Regions from separate parts of the Homo sapiens genome. Here regions 1 and 3 are each linked to region 2. The links are chromatin contacts, found by Hi-C or POLR2A ChIA-PET in ENCODE. All regions are on one chromosome and are shown on one strand. Each heading gives the region's core, a stretch centred on a gene start or an enhancer-like site at or near the end of the contact. The rest is flanking DNA. Distances are from core to core; before and after follow the strand shown.

What was found. Hi-C counts contacts between places; a loop is a spot of excess contacts on that map. ChIA-PET counts read pairs that join two places held with the same protein, here RNA polymerase II (POLR2A). Pooled maps may share reads with other maps.
Region 1: a loop to region 2 is called in a pooled map, with 4 times the contacts of the local background. The contact joins the enhancer-like site here to the promoter of DHTKD1 in region 2. A Hi-C loop is called at or near these places in 5 of 50 pooled maps. POLR2A ChIA-PET finds 5 or more read pairs at or near these places in 2 of 52 experiments (WTC11 and activated CD4-positive, alpha-beta T cell).
Region 3: a loop to region 2 is called in a pooled map, with 4 times the contacts of the local background. The contact joins the enhancer-like site here to the promoter of DHTKD1 in region 2. A Hi-C loop is called at or near these places in 5 of 50 pooled maps. POLR2A ChIA-PET finds 5 or more read pairs at or near these places in 5 of 52 experiments (Caco-2, OCI-LY7, activated T-cell and 2 more).

Annotation. Positions count from the first base shown.
Region 1 is chr10:12,239,531-12,243,324 of GRCh38, forward strand. The region is part of intron 10 of CDC123 (cell division cycle 123); the gene reads left to right. Among named protein-coding and RNA genes, the nearest start is that of CDC123, 45 kb to the left of the region's middle. Within about 2 kb of position 2,426, at least 14 of the 41 ENCODE cell types and tissues checked have a DNase peak (open chromatin) inside an H3K27ac peak, as active enhancers do.
Region 2 is chr10:12,067,605-12,071,649 of GRCh38, forward strand. It overlaps DHTKD1 (dehydrogenase E1 and transketolase domain containing 1), which reads left to right and starts at 1,350. Exons shown (of 17, transcript NM_018706.7): 1 at 1,350-1,583. The coding sequence starts at 1,430. RefSeq lists silencers at 1,376-1,425, 1,526-1,685.
Region 3 is chr10:12,212,743-12,216,728 of GRCh38, forward strand. It overlaps CDC123 (cell division cycle 123), which reads left to right. Exons shown (of 13, transcript NM_006023.3): 5 at 2,998-3,093. Among named protein-coding and RNA genes, the nearest start is that of CDC123, 19 kb to the left of the region's middle. Within about 2 kb of position 2,134, at least 7 of the 41 ENCODE cell types and tissues checked have a DNase peak (open chromatin) inside an H3K27ac peak, as active enhancers do; they include OCI-LY7, where a contact is called at or near this core.

The sequences.
Region 1 (3,794 bases), core at 1,176-3,675, 170 kb after region 2:
GGAGAAACCCTGTCTCTACTAAAAATACAAAATTAGCCGGGCATGGTGGCGCATGCCACCTAGCTACGTGGGAAGCTGAGGCACAGGAGAATCACTTGAACCAGGAGGTGGAGGTTGCAGTGAGTTGAGATTGTGCTATTGCATTCCAGCCTGGGCAACAAGAGCGAAACTCTGTTTTTTAAAAAAAAAAAAAAGGGGCCGGGCGCGGTGGCTCACACCTGTAATCCCAGCACTTTGGGAGGCCGAGACGGGCAGATCACGAGGTCAGGAGATCGAGACCATCCTGGCTAAAACGGTGAAACCCTGTCTCTACTAAAAATACAAAAAATTAGCCGGGTGTGTTGGCGGGCACTTGTAGTCCCAGCTACTCTGGAGGCTGAGGCGGGAGAATGGCGTGAACCCGGGAGGCGGAGCTTGCAGTGAGCCGAGATCGCGCCACTGCACTCCAGCCTGGGCTACAGAGCGAGACTCCGTCTCAAAAAAAAAAAAAAAAAAATTATTATTATTATTTTTAGTCAACTAAAAGTGACTCAAAGTTTGAGTTACTTTTATCTTTAGACAGAAGAGGATTAGTTTATTTTTTAAATCTTAAAAGTGATGAAAACTTCTGTAAGGAAAAAGTTAAAGTGACTTACTAGTAAAGTTACTTACTGCTGACTTAATGAAGAATTACTAGAGCAGAGATTTCACTGTCCAAGACATGTCATCTTTATTAAGAAGTTTAGGTCACTAAATGCTGTTTGGTGCTGAGTGCTCTTTGACATTGTGAAGAAGCTAGCAGATGCGTTTTCCCGTGTCACCTACACACAAGCAGAATATTTCTCATTCTCTCTCCGTGCTTAGATCAGCCTCATTGTAAGTGAGACAGTCATTTGAATCTGAATCACCTTTGGACATCTTCGAATCATCTTTGGACAAAAAGATATGGCCCATATGATCATGTCCCAGAATAACTGTTAACTGTTCATTTAACTCTTACGTCAAAAGACATCACTATATTTTCACCTCTTTGTCTTCAAAGATGATGGTGTCTGTTAAGAGTTACTAGAAAGAGGGGCTTTAGGCCATTGTTGTGGCTCACGCCTGTATTTTCAGCATTTTGGGAGGCTGAGGTGGGAGGATGGCTTGAGCCCAGGAGTTTGAGATCAGCCTGGGCTTAACATAATGAGACCTCGTCTCTACATAAAAATTAGCCAGGTGTGGTGGTTTGTGCCTGTAGCCCCAGCTACTCCCGGGAGCTGAGTTGGGAGGATCGCTTGAGACTGGGAGGTTGAGGCTGCAGTGAGCCATGATCATACATGTCATGCCTAGCAGTGAACACCAGGTTGTGTCTGGTCTTCTGCAGTCTGCCATGGTGAATAATCCCGTACGTGTGTCATTTCACACGCTGCAGGTGAATCTACAGGGTGAATTCCTAGAAGCGGGATTGCTGGCTCAAAAGTGAAATGTATTTTAATGTTGCAGTTTACCCTCGGTAGAGGTTACACCTGACCAGATCCCCCCAGGAATGCATCACAGTACCTGCAGGCTTCCTCAGAGCTTGCCTTTACAATATAGGGTTACACTCTTCAGGGTTTTTGGGGTTTCGTAGAGAAATGATGTTTCAGTATAATTTCTACTTCTATTTTTCTTAGTAAGTGAGGATGAAGTTTATCTTTTCATATATTTAAGGGTCGTTTCTGTGAACCATTGCTTCATGTCTTTTTCACTTTTTTCTATTGTCTCATTTTCCTCAAAATAGAGGCACTGTTTATGTATTACAGAGATTAGGCCTTTGTCATTAGTCTTTTCCTGTGAACGAGATCACATAGATTATTTGTTTCTTTTCTGGCTTTTGAATTTCAGCCATCATTTTAAAAAATACTTCCCCATGGTTTTTGTCCAGTTCTTTTGTAACTTCTTGTTCTCCATTTCAATATTGGATGTTTGGCTTTTGTTCCTTTGCGTGTTTGGTATGCGATATGGATCCCCCTTAGTCTTTTTGTCTAGCATCAATATATTTATTTTATACTGTCCTTCAGATTGATGATGATTTCCAGAGTTCTTGGGGCTTTAATGCCTGTTGCGTTTACAGACTCTCATCCGGGTTGGTTGTTTCTTTTTTGTTTTGTAAATCAGTTTATTTATTTACTTTGAGTTCATCTTCAGTGAGCTTGTTCTTTTTGTTTGTTCTTTTGTTTGTGAGAATCCCAAAGATCCAAAATTTTGGGTTTTTCATTTGCTTCTACCATGTTCCTCAAAACTCATTCAGAGAAGAACAGTCATTGTGTCCTGCCCTGTCATTAGAACTGTCTCCTCACACTCCCTTTCCTGAGACTGTCGCCTTCTGGAGTTTGTGTCTGAGTTCTGATTCCCTTCCTGTGGCCAGGCTGCTAGGAGACCCTCCCACGGGTTCCCACAGCACTAGAGTTGATAGGCTTAGTTCTGTTCTTCGGGTTCTTGTTTCTGGCCCCGGGGGATTTCCCGGTCTTTCTCATAATCTCAATTACACTTTTAAACGGCTTGTCGTAGCATGTGTTTCATCCTGTTTGGAACAGCAAGCCTTGAGAGTTACATAGCTGGCTGTATTTCAGGAGCCCTCACATATCTCACACTCCAGCCAAAATAACCTATTCCCGCAACAGGCGGTCGTGGCGTGGCCTCTGTACGTGAGAGCCGTCGTTCTTGTTAAGTGGTCCGCTTTTCCTGCCAACACCACCCTCCTCCCAGGGCATCTCTGTTATCCCTCAGGTGCCCAGGTCCTTTGGGAAGCATTTCCAGCCTTCCCTCGCACATGTAGGCAGGCTCTCCTGTGTGCCTCTCCGCTCTCACAGTTCCCTGTTCTTGCCTCTCTTGAAGCAAAATACCCTGCACATTGCCATTGTTGGATGGCTTTTGGTTCTGTTTTGGGGAAGTGGAGATGTGTGTTCTGCTCAAGCCTGAGCTCTTGGAAGGAGTCGATTTTGTGTTACGATCTTCATGCCCAGTGCCTAACACAGTGTCTGGTCCCTAGAGCTTGATCGGGGCAGGGAGACAGTCAGCTGGTACAAGGACAGTTAGTCCGACTGCTCTTTGCTTATTGGATTGCCTCAAAGCAGAATTAACTTCTCAGGCTGTTTGTGCTTGAGATGTCACATGAAAACATGTTATGGCCGGGCGTGGTGGCTCACACCTGTAATCTCAGCACTTTAGGAGGCTGAGGCAGGCAGGTCACCTGAGATCAGGAGCTCAAGACCAGCCTGGCCAACATGGTGAAACCCCGTCTCTACTAAAAATACAAAAGTTAGTCAGGCACAGTGGCAGGCGCCTGTAATCCCAGCTACTTGGGAGGCTGAGGCAGGAGAACCACTTGAGCCCAGGAGGAGGAGGTTGCAATGAGCTGAGATCGCGCGACTGTACTCCAGCCTGGGCAACAGGGCGAGACTCTGTCTCAAAAAAAAAAAGTTATAAAATCCTGATCCTGATCCTCCTAGTTTATAGAAGTTACAGCTGGGTTTTTTTTAATTTACTTAAACTCTTTTTTTTTGTACTAGAGGATAGCTTCTGAGCTACAGAGTACACTACCAATTAACAGTGGTGGTTTGTTTTCATTTAAAAATGTGTTTTGGGCTGGGTACAGTGGCTCACGCCTGTAATCTCAGCACTTTGGGAGGCCTAGGCGGGCAGATCACCTGAGTTTAAGAATTGGAGACCAGCCTGACCAACATGGTGACACCCCATCTCTACCAAAAATAGAAAATTAGCCAGGCGTGGTGGTGCATACCTGTAGTCCCAGCTACTTAGGAGGTGGAGGCAGGAGAATTGCATGAACCCAG
Region 2 (4,045 bases), core at 100-2,599:
CATTTGGGAAACTCACTCAGAGACAGACCAACTAATCGTTCATGTCCAGTTTCTTTTGACTCTTATCCCTTTCTTCCCTGCTCCCTTTACCCTATTTCCTTCTTTCTCTCTTAATGTTTTTTGTTTGTTTGTGAGACAGAGTCTCGCTCTGTCGCCCAGGCTGGAGTGCAGTGGGCACGATCTTGGCTCACTGCAACCTCTGCCTCCAGGGTTTAAGCGATTCTTCTGCCTCAGCCTCCCGAGTAGCTGGGACTACAGGCACCCGCCACCACACTCGGCTAATTTTTGTATTTTTAGTAGAGACGGGGTTTCACCATAGTAGCCATGATGGTCTCGAACTCCTGACTTCGTGATCCGCCCTCCTTGGCCTCCCAGAGGGCCTCCCAGAGTGTTGGGATTACAGGCATGAGCCACTGCAGCCTGTTTTGTTTTTTTTTTTTTGTTCGTTTGTTTGTTTGTTTTTGTTCTGTTTTTTTTGAGACGGAGTTTCGCTCTTGTTGCCCAGGCTGGAGTGCAATGGCGCCATCTCAACTCACCGCAACCTCCACCTCCCGGGTTCCAGCGATTTTCCTGTCTCAGCCTCCCGAGTAGCTGGGACCACAGGCACCCACCACTACGCCTGGCTAATTTTGTATTTTTAGTAGAGACGAGGTTTCTCCACGTTGGTAAGACTGGTCTCGAACCCCCGACCTCAGGTGATCCGCCCGCCTCGGCCTCCCAAAGTGCTGGGATTACAGGCGTGAACCACCGCGCCCGACCTAATTTTTGTATTTTTAGTAGAGATGGGTTTTCGCCATGTTGGACAGGTTGGTCTCAAACTCCTGACCTCAGATGATCCTCCCGCTGTGGCCCCCCAAAGTGTTAGGATTACAGGCGTGAGCCACCGCGCCCGGCCTCTGTTAATGTTTCTTAAGAAAACAAAAAAATTAGGGGTATTGATTTTGTAGCTGCGCTAAGTAACCTTTGCTTTTTGCGTCCCTTGGTCTCAGTCCTAGCCATTTCCTATCCACCCTGTGGCTAATTTGTCCTTTCTGTAACAGACACCCTAGACTGTGTCTATGCGGTTGGGCAGAGGCGTGATGGGTAAACACTCCTGGCGGGAGACTACAGGCGCTGCAGCTACATCCTGTTTCGTACTGGGAGCAGGTGCCGCCCCGCGGAACACTTACTTGCCCCGCCCTGCGGTGGAGCAGGGCGGTCTCAGCCGCCGGAACCGCCCTGGAAGCCCGCCCCAATCCTGGGCGTCGCTTCGCTGTGAGTGCCGCTGCCACGGATTGGCTTCCAGGGTCCGGCCCGTCGGCCAATCAGGCGCGGGGGCGTTGTCTGGGGGCGGGGCTCCGGCCGCCTCTGACGAGTCCCGGATTTACCAGGGCCGGTGGGATCCCCTCGGGCTCCCGCCTTAGCATGCTGGCCGGGACATCTGGTGAACATGGCCTCTGCTACTGCGGCAGCAGCACGACGGGGCCTCGGCCGGGCTCTCCCTCTCTTCTGGCGTGGCTACCAGACCGAGCGGGGCGTTTACGGCTACCGGCCGAGGAAGCCCGAGAGCCGCGAGCCCCAGGGCGCCCTGGAGCGCCCCCCAGGTCGGGGATGGGGCCCGGGCGGTGGGAGCGGGGGCTGGGACGCAGAAGCCTCCCCTGGCCGATTTGCGGTGGGGTGTCGGGGTCGGGGAACCGGCTGCCGGCCTGAACGCGCGGCCGGTGGGGAGGAGGGGGAGGTGAGGGGAGCAGAGGGTAGGTGTGGGTGCTCAGTGTTGGGGTCATCCCCCGTCCATCCTCTGTAACTGAGGATCTTTGAGGTCCACGCTTGGGTGGTCTTCCCATCTTGCTGGTCCGGACCTGGTTTCGGAAGGGCTTTTCTTTCCTTTGTTGGAAACGTGTGAGAAACTCTTTTTTTCTTTCTCTTTTTGTTTCCTTTTTTTTTTTTTTTTTTTTTTGAGACGGAGTCTCGCTCTGTGGCCCAGGCTGGAGTGCAGTGCTGCGACCACAGCTCCCTGCAGCCTCGAACTCCTGGGCTCAGGCTATCCTTCCACCTCAGCGTCCCGAGTAGCTGGGGACACAGAGGGATGACCACGCCCAGCTTTTTTTTTTTTTTTTTTTTTTTTTTCATTTTTAGTAGAGATGGGGTCCCACCATGTTGCCCAGGCTGGTCTTGAACTCTTGAGCTCAAGCTGATCCTGCAGCCTCGGCCTCCCAATGTGTTGGGATTACAGGCTGAGCCACTGCACCCAGCCTAGAAAACCAGCTCTTTAATGAGGCGGAGCTGTGGGAGAAGTAAAGTTTTAAGGTCTCCCAAGGATACATTTCCAGGACCATCTCTGAGGCTTCTTTTATGTGAGCAGGTGGGGGGGTCCAAGACTGCATTGCTTGGGAGAAGTGGGCAGTTAGTTCCAGTCTTGGAAGACAGCATGATATTTATTATGTATTTGTCTCCTTGTAGCTAGTCTGTTACTTTAATTTCAGAGTTTAACTCTTAACTCTGCTGAATTTGGAACTATGTGCTGGTGGGGTTTCTTTCTTTTCCTTTTAGCCACTCTATTGACACCTTGATATGTGCTGGTGGTTTTAATGAATTAACAGTCATGAATATCAGCTTTTGGAACTTCTGTTGCATGCTCATTTGCGAGACTAATTTTGAGTATTTGGTTTACGCTCCAAAATTATTGTATCATTATTTATCCTCACGGAGTAGAAGATAAGTACAGATTGCTTATTAGAGGAAAATCATTTGGCATCTTTGATCTGATCATTAGATTAATGTTGAAGATCCCCTTCGGCATCTGGGCACCTGACCTTGGAATGTTCCATCAATCACACACTAGAACTTCAATATTTTGCTCTTCACTTCGGAGGGCATTTAAAATAAACCTCATATCTCTGTCTCTCTCTCTTTTTTTAATCCTAAAATGGAGTCTGGCTTTGTCGCCCAGGCTGGAGTGCAGTGGCACGATCTTGGCTCACTGCAACCTCTGTCTTCTGGGTTCAAGCGATTGTCCTGCCCCAGTGTTCCGAGTAGCTGGGATTACAGGCACCTGCCACCATGCCCAGCTAATTTTTGTATTTTTAGTAGAGATGGGGTTTCACCATGTTGGCCAGGCTGGTCTTGAACTCCCGACCTGAAGTGATCCACTGGCCTTGGCCTCCTAAAGTGCTGGGATTACAGGCATGAGCCACCGTGCCTGGCCAAGAGGGAACCTCCTTTTTGCAGAGCCGAATTCCCCTTCCTGTCTACTTGCTCATTAGGGAGCTCCAACTTGACCTCATCTTTCTTCTTGGGCCTTCCTGAAAGTGACAAGATACAATGAACATACGCTCCTGAGCTACAGGCTTCAAGGGCATGTAGTCTGCCTCAGTCCTGTCCTACAGGACAAAAACCAAATGTTTTGTCCTGTAGCATAACACTGCCCATCAGCTTTCTAGGTGGAAATACCTGTGTCCTTGGTACCCATTGCCTGGCTGCTAATCCAATGCCATATATATTTTTAGGCTCTGTTAGGGCAGCAACCCACCTCTGGTACCAAATTCTGTATTAGATTGGAAGAGTTCAGGTGCTGTGATATACAAAGAGAAGGGATATCTTCTTTCCTTCCCCTTACGGTCATGACCCAGAAGTTGCATACATTGCTGCTACGTTCCCATTGTCCAAAACTTAGTCACATGGCCACCAGGTTATGGGGAAGGCTGGGAGGTGGCTCTTTGTTCTGGGTGGCCATATACTGGGCTCTCTATTACTATCAAAGAGAGGGTTCAGAATGGAAGTTAGGAATCGTAGCAGTCTCTGCCACAGAGGTATAGTAATCTGAGATGAGCAATCCACCTTTATCTTTTTCACCTCATATTTCACATCAAATCTTTTTAGTTTTTATTTTTTAAATTTTATTTATTAGGCCGGGCGCGGTGGCTCATGCCTGTAATCCCTGCACTTTGGGAGGCCGAGGTGGGCGGATCACCAGGTCAGGAGTTCAAAACTAGCCTGGCCAACATGGTGAAACCTCGTCTCTAGCAAAAATACAAAAATTAGCTGGGTGTGGTGCAGACGTGGGGCC
Region 3 (3,986 bases), core at 884-3,383, 150 kb after region 2:
AGCCTCCCCAAGGGAAAAATGAAATTACCTTCAGGCCGTGTGCATAAGGTGTATATGAAACGTAAATGACTTTTGTGTTTAGATTTGGGTCCCATCCCCATTATGTATATGCAAATATTCTGAAATCCAAAACACTTCTGGTCTTACCCATTTTGGATAAGGGATACTCTATGTGAAGTATAAGAATAGGTTATGACCTATTGACTAAAATAAGAATTGCTGATCCCATAGTGACATACATAAGTGATTAAATAAGTGGGGAAAAAAGGAAGCTTGTCTTTATAGTACTAAAGGCACTAACTAATACATGTAGTAGGAATGATGGAATTAGGAATTACTATTTGGCAACCATTGTAATAATATTTGATTGAATAGATGCTAAAATTAGTGGGTGAATATACAGTGAGAAAGAGGATAGTTCCATCTTTTCTAAGTATCTTCACCCAAATTACTTACTGTTTGCGCAAAGAAAAATAGTAATGTTACAATGCAAAGACCTGGCAGCCAAGTGATCAGTATTAACCTTGTCAGTGATGGGACAGACCTGTCATGTGTGCCTCCTGATACGATGCATGGGAAGGACACCACCTGTCACAGCTGCGCAGCCTGAGTCTGCTTGGGAGGAGACATCCAACAGACTCAACTTTTAGAAATTGTATAGAGTAGTTGCCCTGAACTTTTCAAAAACGTCAAGGTCATAAATGGTAAGAACAACAGAGAGAGGAACTGCCACAGATTGAAGAAGATTAAAGGGACCTGACAACTAGATTTAGTCCATGATTCTGGCTAGACTGGATGCCTGGACCAGAAAAAAAGTTTCAGTTTTTTTTTTTTCTGTAGAAGACGTTACTAGGACACTTGGCAAATTTTGAATAAGATCTGTATTGTGTCAGTGTTAGTTCCGTGATTTTGATAGATAATTTATAGAAAATGGTAAAATCATGACTCATATAAAACTCTTTAATGCGTGTTGAAGATGTTATTTAACTCATGAGGGAACCAGACAGATTGTTAGAACTGGTTCAAAAGAGAATCCAAAGAAAAGATATATTTTTAGATCAGGAATATTGAAATGAGTATGTAAATGAGGCAAAACTGGTTTTGCCTCCCTGCAGTATGGGAGAAAAGACAATTGGACCTCTTCCAGATGAGATAGAAATTGCCTGTCCGTAAGAATTAGTTCATGTCACTATCACTTACCTAGAATTTGCCAAGTTGTAAAGTAGCTCACAGACCTGGCTAAAAACAGATAACCTAGAAGGTTGTGCTGTATGTAAACAGTACATAGTCTTCCACTTAAGACTGTGCATAAACTTTTTATAATTTAAATTTGTTTTAGGATTCTTATGGCAGGTTATCCTAAAGTTGAATAATTTTGAGGATTTGAGGGGACTGATCACATCTTTTAAAAGGCATACATGAAAAGTAATCCTTAGATGTCAAGCTTTATGGGATAGGAAAATTAAATTGCTTTGTCTTTGAAAGTTGAATTCTTTCCCGTTGTAAAGTTTGTGCAACAATGCCGTTCATAGGAAATACTGCCAGTGCCCATCTCACAGAAGTGGGGTTTATGGCTAGAGCGGTAGGGGAGCCAAGTCAGCCGCTTCAGGCAATTATAAGGAAATGCCCTCACATAAATCATAATTGCTTTGGATGGGGAGAGATGAATGGAAAATAAAGGACTCAGTGCTGCTGTTCATTTTGAAAACCTCTCTAAATTACTCTAGTCTCATTTCATGTATCTAAGCTGAAGTCGTCTAGTGGAAGATAGATAGTTATTAACCAGTCTAGAGGTCAGATTTATCTGTAACAGAAAGAAAGGCAGCCTAATTGGACCTTAAGCTCTCGTTTTTATTCCCTAGCCTTTTGCTCAAAGCTGTTTCTTGTTTTGGGGGATATATGACCATGTTTTAAAACTCATTTCTTTGGTCTTTTCTCAGACTCTTGTCACAGTTTTTTCTCTCGCATAGCTGGGTTAGATCTTGGGGATCCACATAACTATTTGATGTCATCTTGGAATGTGTAGTTTAGTTAATTCAAGATGTAGTCTGTCTTTTTTTTTTCCTAGGGAAGAAGTTGATTACTGGATTTTTTCAGAACTTATAGTTGCCCGATAGGGGGCAGCAATCCTCTTTACAGGGTATAAATGAAAATTAATGACTGCGTGGAGAATCTGTTAATGTTTTTGTTTTTTTATGTCTCTTGAGGGCCCTACTTCCCCCTCTCTTACTTACCTTTTTTTCTTTCTTATGTCCATAAGCTCCTGTGATAGTGACCTAGGCTCAAGGCAGGACATAATGACATCAGGCTTAAGTTCCTGTTTAACAGCAGTATTTCTATTCACTTCCGGGTCGAAACAAACACAGAACGTTTTGGTCACTAGCTTATATAAAATATGCATTTTAAAAATCATCCAAACAGGAAAGAACGTTTTACCTTGACTAAGGTTCACATTTTGAGTTTTGCTTGTTTTAAAACTTGTCTGGAAATAGCAGTGTTTAAATACAGTTTGCCACATCATTTATTTTTCATTCTCTCCGTGGCTTTGGGGAATACCATATGGCTAAGACTCTTCCTGCAAGTGGAAGGGCTTCTAGCTCTTCAAGTAGGGATGTTATTTCTGACAACTAGAGTATTGCTACAGGTGATATTCCACCTGTCTATTTTCTCTTGATGAATGCTGGTTTTATGTCGGTGTACAGAGAACCATTCACTCCTTCCTCACATCCTCAGAAGCCTAGTGACTTGTGTCATTTCAGCTTTGCAGGCTTTGATTGTCTGGAAAATGCCATTTAAGCAGCTGATTATTTTATTTCTCTTTTTGGTAAATGTACTTTATCACTGATTTTATTTAGCTGGGTTCAGAAATTCTGATAGTAATTTGTATTCTAAATTCTGTTTTTAACACCCTAAACTATAACCTTGAGATTTTGATCTTGTTTTATATATATACTGTGATGATATTGACGTGCCCAATGATTTCTTCTCTCTCTGTAGGCACCAGAATTTCCTGAGTTTGCCACTAAAGTCCAGGAAGCTATCAATTCCCTCGGGGGCAGTGTCTTTCCTAAGCTTAATTGGAGTGCCCCAAGGGTAGGAACACATAAGTAATTCTCTTACTGTTTGAATATTCTTTGTTTTGCTGTTTATTTCATTTCATATCCCTACAGAGGGTCTAATTATATTCCTAATTCTAGGAAAAATACTGTGGAATTTATTATTAATTTCCCTCTACTGTTTTACTTTCCGGATTTTGCTATACACTTGCCTGGGTCTGTGAAATACTGTATATTCTGCCAAAAGGTAGTTTCCACGTCTTGTGTTGCTGATTGTTTTTGAATTCTGAGGAAATTCATACTCTGCCCTTTTCAAAACTTCAGCTGTTCAGTTTAACAGAGAAATTTTTCTTTGTTGAAAAGTAATAAAAATAAAAAAAGTAATAGTGTCATAGGCTATAGAAATAGAGTGGTTGGAGAAGTCAACTGATCTTTTCTTAAATTGTGTCTTATTATTTTAATACTGCATTGACAAGATTTTTATAAAAGTTAAGGCCTGTGGAAAAATCCGTTAGTTGTTTTAATCCAATAGAAAACAGTTTTGTATTAGCAAAGCTTATTTAAGGAATCAGAGACCTATTTGTAATTTCAAAAGTTATCTCATGCCTTTTTTATTCTAAAATGAATGATAATTTGTACTTAATCTAAGTTTTGTTTTTACTTTTATTATTTTTTCTTTTTTGTTTTTACTTCTAAAAATTAATTATACTCTACATGTACAGAATTTAAAATTTCAAATAGATTTGGAAGCTTGCCATGAAAATCAGCAGGTCTTGACACCTATTTTACTTCACCATTTCCTACTCCCCAGAGGTAGCTGTTTTCAAATATTTTAGTACTTTTCTTCCATGTAGTGTGGATAACTGGATAGTGGTTTGCAACTGTTAGTTTTCTCAAAATTCTGTTATATCCTGTGTCTGATCTGTCTGT